Regions from separate parts of the Mus musculus genome. Here region 1 is linked to region 2. The links are chromatin loops, found by intact Hi-C in ENCODE. Cell type or tissue: heart. All regions are shown on one strand. Links, peaks and the distances in the headings refer to the core of each region. The heading gives the core; the rest is flanking DNA.

Region 1 (2,909 bases), core at 187-2,686, 61 kb before region 2:
GAGGGGGTTGGGAAGTTGAAGCCGCAGTGGATGGATCACATACACTGAGCAAAAGTTCAGATCCCCAGAATGCAGGTAAAAGCTAAGAAGGCATGATGGCTGCCTGTAATCCCAGCACTCAGGAGACAGAAGTAGTGGGATCTCTGTGAGTTTGAAGCTAGCCTGATGTGGTGGTTTGAATAGGTATGGCCCCAGCTGTCCTGGAACTCATTATGTATACCAGACTGGCCTCGAACTCAGAAATCCTCCTGTCTCTGCCTCCCAAGTGTTGGGATTAAAGGCATTGCCACCCCTGCTGGGTCCCAAACATTTTTTTTAAAGATTTATTTATTATATGTAAGTACACTGTAGCTGTCCTCAGATACTCCAGAAAAGGGCATCAGATTTCGTTACGGATGGTTGTGAGCCATCATGTGGTTGCTGGGATTTGAGCTCGGGACCTCTGGAAGAGCAGTCGGCGCTCTTAACCACTGAGTCATCTCGCCAGCTCACCCCAAACATACTTTTTGAAAAACCGAATGAGGAAATGAATAATGAAGTCTAGGCAACTGTACCCTCCACCCACGGGTGATCTCAACATTTGAATAAACGATCGTGTGCTTGCTTTTCTTCTTCGAGTGTTTTGCTTATTATTGTTCTAATTAAAGGCAATTTTCTAAAACGCCGGTGTTTGAACCAAGGGCCTCTTGTGCAGCTGCCATGCCACGAAGCTACCCTCCAGCACGAATTCTTAATTCATTTGTTTATGTGCTCGTGTATTAATAGATTCAATTGCTAAACACTCTCTCAGCAGCAGATCTGCAGTACTGGCTGAGCTCGCCATAGCAAACACCTTTTCTTTCTCTGTATTCCGAAGCAGTGGGAATGCATAGCTGGAGTGAAGCATTAGAGAGCGCTGCAGTTGTAGTTCCGCAGTGTGTCCGGCAGATGGCGATGCCGAGATCACCGAGTGCGGTCCTCAAAGCTGAAGGTAGGAAGGATCTGATCGGTTTCCAAATGCTGGATGGAAAATCAGAGCAGAACTTGAAGAGAGGCAGAAGGATTTGGAGAGGTTTTTTTAAAAAAAGACGGATTTCTGGCAGGCACCCCCAAAGGTTCTAGTCCCGCAGGAATCAGGCGGTCTCTGGGCTCTCTTCTGAGGATGCTCCCGCAAATTAAGAGGTCTGGGACCCACTGGCGGGAATTTCTAGGTCCTACTCAGCTGACTGGGTGAGGAAGAGATGCCTCTGGTTCCACTCTGAGTCTCTTATTTATCTCTGTGACTTTTCCGTGTGTCCCCGCCCCACCGCCACTAGCAGAGCGTAGGTGATAAAGATGATGCTGTTCCGTCTGCCGCCCAAGTTTGCTTCAAGGCTGAAAGGGTATCCGGCTGTTGGCAGCGAGGATTTAAGACTGGTCTACTCTGAATCAAAGGCAGGTGTGGCTGTTTTAAGAGTTCTCTCTGTTCCTGTGGAGCGGAACACCATCCAGTCTTGTGATTTGAGAACTGGCAACAACAGGAGTTGGCGCAGGGCCATAGCTGGGCTATCTGTACTTCCGCTGCCTCCCTGCCTGCCCAGCCGCTGTCGCCACTCCTCGCCACTGCTGCACGTGGGGGTGGTTCCTACTCTTCTTTGGGGTCATCGTTACCATATTATCCAAAAGATAAGGCTTAAAAGAAGGAAAATATCTAGAGTAATAATAAAGAATGGCATTGTTATATCGACTGGAACGCTCCACATAGTTACTCAACGCTAACACCTTCTTAAAGGGATTGTTCAAAGGGGTTGAAGGGTTAGGGATGCTACAGTAAGCAAGGATGCATTCTACGGAGAGGCCGCGGAGCACAATCACAGAAACTGGATTTTTTTTTTTGTCCTATTTAATGCTGTGTGTCATGCAAGGTCTCTCCAAAGAGGTGCCATTGAGCAGAGACTTAGCTGGTGAGAAGTGCCACCACACTGAGACCTGGGAGGAGGGCTCCTGTAGAGAGGAGAGGCAAGTTGTCAAGAAGAACCGGGCAGAGGCTGATGCGTAAGGGGGTGAGGGGGCTGACCTGGCGACGTGCTGGACAGGCAGGGAGCCGGAGGGGAGGAACTCCGGACTGAGTGGTCAAGCCTGCTTGTCCAGCTCTGTCCTGGCCTCACCCTGAGGCAGGAGCTATTTGCTTTTCCCCTGGGAAAATGTCACCAGGGCAGATGGGACTCTGGAGTAGTGATGGAAAGTTTTGGAAAACAGATGTGCACAGCGGAAGTTGGGTATTATATAACAGTTTTGTGCACCGAGGTAAGGCGGACTGAATGGCGGCTTCCATTTGGTTTCCTTCCGAACATGCCCCTTGTGTTCCTATGTCTGTTGCTGCTTTTAATCGGTCACTGTTTGCACCGACACTCCACACTGTCCACTCTGCCCGGTTCTGTTCTTCACTGGCCTTCCTCAACCCACTCTCCTAGCTCTCCTCTCTCCTAGCTCAGCAGGGAACTGTCTGAGCTGCTCTGCCACAGCTCTCAGCCAGTAAGTCTCAGGTTTCTAGGTCAAGTGAAATTAGAGCCCCATATTTCCTTTTGTGTAAAGGGCTATCTCTAGCTCGCACCCAGGGCCTCCCCTTCTGTGCATTAAATGATGCCAGCGGAGCTTTCCAGTCATATTTGAGCCAATGTTTCCCCTTCAAAGACTTCCCTGGGACTAGGGAGGTGTCCTGATCAGATATTCAGTGATACACACAAGTTATGATTATACTTTATCCTGGGAAATTACAAAGAAATGCCTTTGTCTTTAGTTTCAAAAAGAGCACACTTTCTTTAGGACTCAGTTGAATGACCCTTGCCCTCACACCTCTCCCTAGATACTGCCAGGAGGAGAATTTTGCCCAGTTTGTTCCTTTCAGATATGGGTCTAATAAGCCTTGTGCTGGCTAGTTTTATGTCAAC
Region 2 (2,909 bases), core at 282-2,781:
CACTTGAAGACCAGGTGTAGCCTGTTTCTCTATGAGTTACTGAGTAGGAAAAAAGGGTTTTCTTTTGAGACAGGGTGTGTGTGTGTGTGTGTGTGTGTGTGTGTGTGTATGTGTGTAGCCTTGGCTGTCTTGAAACTCACTCAATCAATAGACCTCCTAGTTTCAGACTTGTAGAGATCCACCTGTCTCTGCCTCCTGAGTGCTGGGATTAACAATGTGTGCCACCACTGGCTGACTTATTGCCAGTTTTCCCCAAACACCGTTACACCATTAAGCACTAGGTGGGTGGTTTTCTTAAGAGTCTCTGATGGTGGGGGTGGAGAATGGGCCAGTTTCCTTCTCACGTCGTTCTTTATGATCTGTAGATCCGAATGCAAGCACAGAACAGCGCTGTTCAAGGAGGCATGATAGACAGCTTCATGAGCATTTACCAGCAGGAGGGGACTAGAGGACTGTGGAAGGTGAGCCTCGCTGCAGTCTAATCCAAGTGTCCTCGCGGCGTAAGAAGAATGCCACTTCCTGCCTTTGAAGATGCCTTCTTTCTTTGTTTCTCTGTCTATAAAATGAGAACATGAATATGCTGTGGTTTTAAAGTGTCTTTTGGTTAGTACATACACAGGGTTTTGTGATAGCTGAGTACCGTTTATTTGATCTTTACTTTCTGTTGTTTCAATTCTTAGAATGTCCCCTGGGTCCCTGTCTCTTTGGGTGATTGGCCTGTTCAGTTTCATGACTTAGGTGAAGTCGGTGTTTAGGCAAGTGCCCATGAAGAATGCTATTTCCTAGGAACCCCATGACTCAGGGCTCATTGGTTCACAGAACAGACCCTCCCTAGACCCTGGTATGATCCCTCAGTGTGACAGAGAAGCTGGAGGCTTTCAGGCATGGTTTGCCCTAGCCCCAGGCTGGCCAGAGTCAGAACTGCCCTCCGAGCTTTCAGAGTTCTTGCTTGGTTGCCCTTTTCTGCTCTGTCGTGCCACGCTTCTCCCTAGTGGCAGAACTGGCAGCGGGTGGGATAGAACTGCCCACACCTCGGCCTTGTCTGGAGGGATGCGGAAATCATTTGCTGTTCACGTTTCTCCCCAGGGTGTGTCCCTCACAGCCCAGAGGGCAGCCATTGTGGTCGGCGTGGAGCTTCCAGTCTATGACATCACCAAGAAGCACCTGATACTCTCAGGCCTGATGGGAGACACTGTCGCAACGCATTTTCTGTATGTTTATGGATTTTAAAATTAATATTTTAGGTATGCATGAGCTTGGTAGGGTGAAAATTTTACATAAGTTTATGGAAGTTTTAGAGAAAGTATTGTAATAGTGTGGTATTTTCTTATTTGAAAAATTATAACTCAGAAGTCGAATGGGATGAGGTGAAGTCTTTGCCTTTACACAGGTAATTATATACCTGTATGTGTACAAACTGTATGTTTGTAAGCACCATGGACTTTATAAACAAATAAGGTCATGTTTGCATTGTATTACTTTTTAAAAAGTGACAACACAACCCAAATACATTTTCACTTCAGCTCTTACACCTTAGTCATTTTTGATTACTGTTTGTGTATGTGCCTGCAGAGGTCAGAGGGGTGTTAGAGCCCAGAGCCAGAGCTCCAGGCACTTGTGAGCCTTTAGGAAATCTAACTTGTATTCTGTAAGAACAATACACCCTCTTAAGTGCTCAGACACCTTGCCCGTCCTTAATTTTTGCTGTTGTTGTTGTTTTTTTTGTTTGTTTTAGTAATTGCAGCTTATCACATTTGTATGAACATATCATAGATCATTTAATCTGTGTGACTTGGTCTGGACAGGGACACTTAGCCTAGTGTGGCAAGTGTGCTGATTCTCACCACTAGGGGGAGCGCTATTCACAACTCTGTATGCCGCAAGCACAAGTAAACCTTTGTGCGAATAGAACAACTTCCCAAACAAAGAGTGACCAATTCAGTGTGTGAGGAATGCCGCGCTGGGAAAACCTCTGAGCTGATTGGTGCTGATAAAATAAAACCCGCAGCAAAGTTAAACTCAGTGGAGTTGAGTGTGAACAGAAGGAAAGTTCAGGAGCAGGAGCGCTCGCTCATGATGAGAATGGTAGAGAGCAGCACCCACAGTGTGCAGGAGTGTTTATGGCCAGAGACATGGGAACGGCGGCAGACATAGCATCTCCCTGAGGTTCAGCGTAGGACTTCCCAGCTCTCACGGGAGTGAAAGCGTAACCATTCCATTTTATGTTTTATATAACTCAGCAAGTCATAGGAATTACGTTACGGTTATTTATGTTCACAGGCAAATATAGGCTAACTATAACTCAGTTTAGCAACGGTACTCAGTGTAGCCTATGGTAGTCTAGTGAGACTGAAAGTCTAGGACAGTGTTTTGCAACCTGAGGGTTGAACGACCTGGGGTTGCCTAAGACCATCAGAAAATATAGGTATTTACACTCTGATTCATAACAGAAGCAAAATTGCAGTTATGAGGTTGCAATGAAAGTAATGTTATGGTTGGGGGTCTTCACAACATGAGGAACTGTATTAAAGAGCCGCAGCATTAGGAAGGTGGAGAACCACTGCTCTGTAGAACCCAAGACCATGGATGGGTGTGCAGTGAGGCGGTCTTATGTTTTATTTATTCTTAGGCCTATTTTTTTTTACATGTATGAGTGTTTTACCTGTGTGAGAGTATGCATATATGTATGTATATATGTATGTATATTCACTGTGTACATGCCTGGTACGTGCAGAGAACAGGGCATCAGAACCACTGGAACTGGAGTGTGCTGGGTTCTAAACCCAGGTCCTGTGTAAGAACTAGTGCTTTTAACTACTGAGCTACTTCCAGCCCCAAGGACCTCATTCTTGGTGCAGTTTGTGTAGCTTCTCCATATTTGTTTTGAAGGAATTCTGAGAGGAAGCTGT

Evidence for each region. A loop is a pair of places that touch in the nucleus more often than their neighbours do. Peaks named below come from ENCODE experiments on the same cell type or tissue, not always from the same donor. Only the 100,000 strongest peaks of a DNase experiment are listed, where the experiment ranks them.
Region 1: a loop joins it to region 2, with 6 times the contacts of the local background. A loop is called at or near these places in 9 of 42 quality-filtered maps.

The regions. Positions count from the first base shown.
Region 1 is chr14:75,827,630-75,830,538 of GRCm38, reverse strand. No RefSeq gene overlaps it. Among named protein-coding and RNA genes, the nearest start is that of Gm4285, 16 kb to the left of the region's middle. In heart, for the core only: no CTCF peak of the experiment used is centred there; DNase peaks (open chromatin) are centred at 918, 1,498 and 2,148; H3K4me3 peaks cover 1,123 bases; H3K27ac peaks cover 1,120 bases; H3K27me3 peaks cover 579 bases.
Region 2 is chr14:75,767,118-75,770,026 of GRCm38, reverse strand. It overlaps Slc25a30 (solute carrier family 25, member 30), which reads left to right. Exons shown (of 10, transcript NM_026232.3): 6 at 366-461; 7 at 1,087-1,211. Among named protein-coding and RNA genes, the nearest start is that of Cog3, 14 kb to the right of the region's middle. In heart, for the core only: a CTCF peak has its summit at 1,836 (motif pointing right); no DNase peak of the experiment used is centred there; H3K27ac peaks cover 326 bases.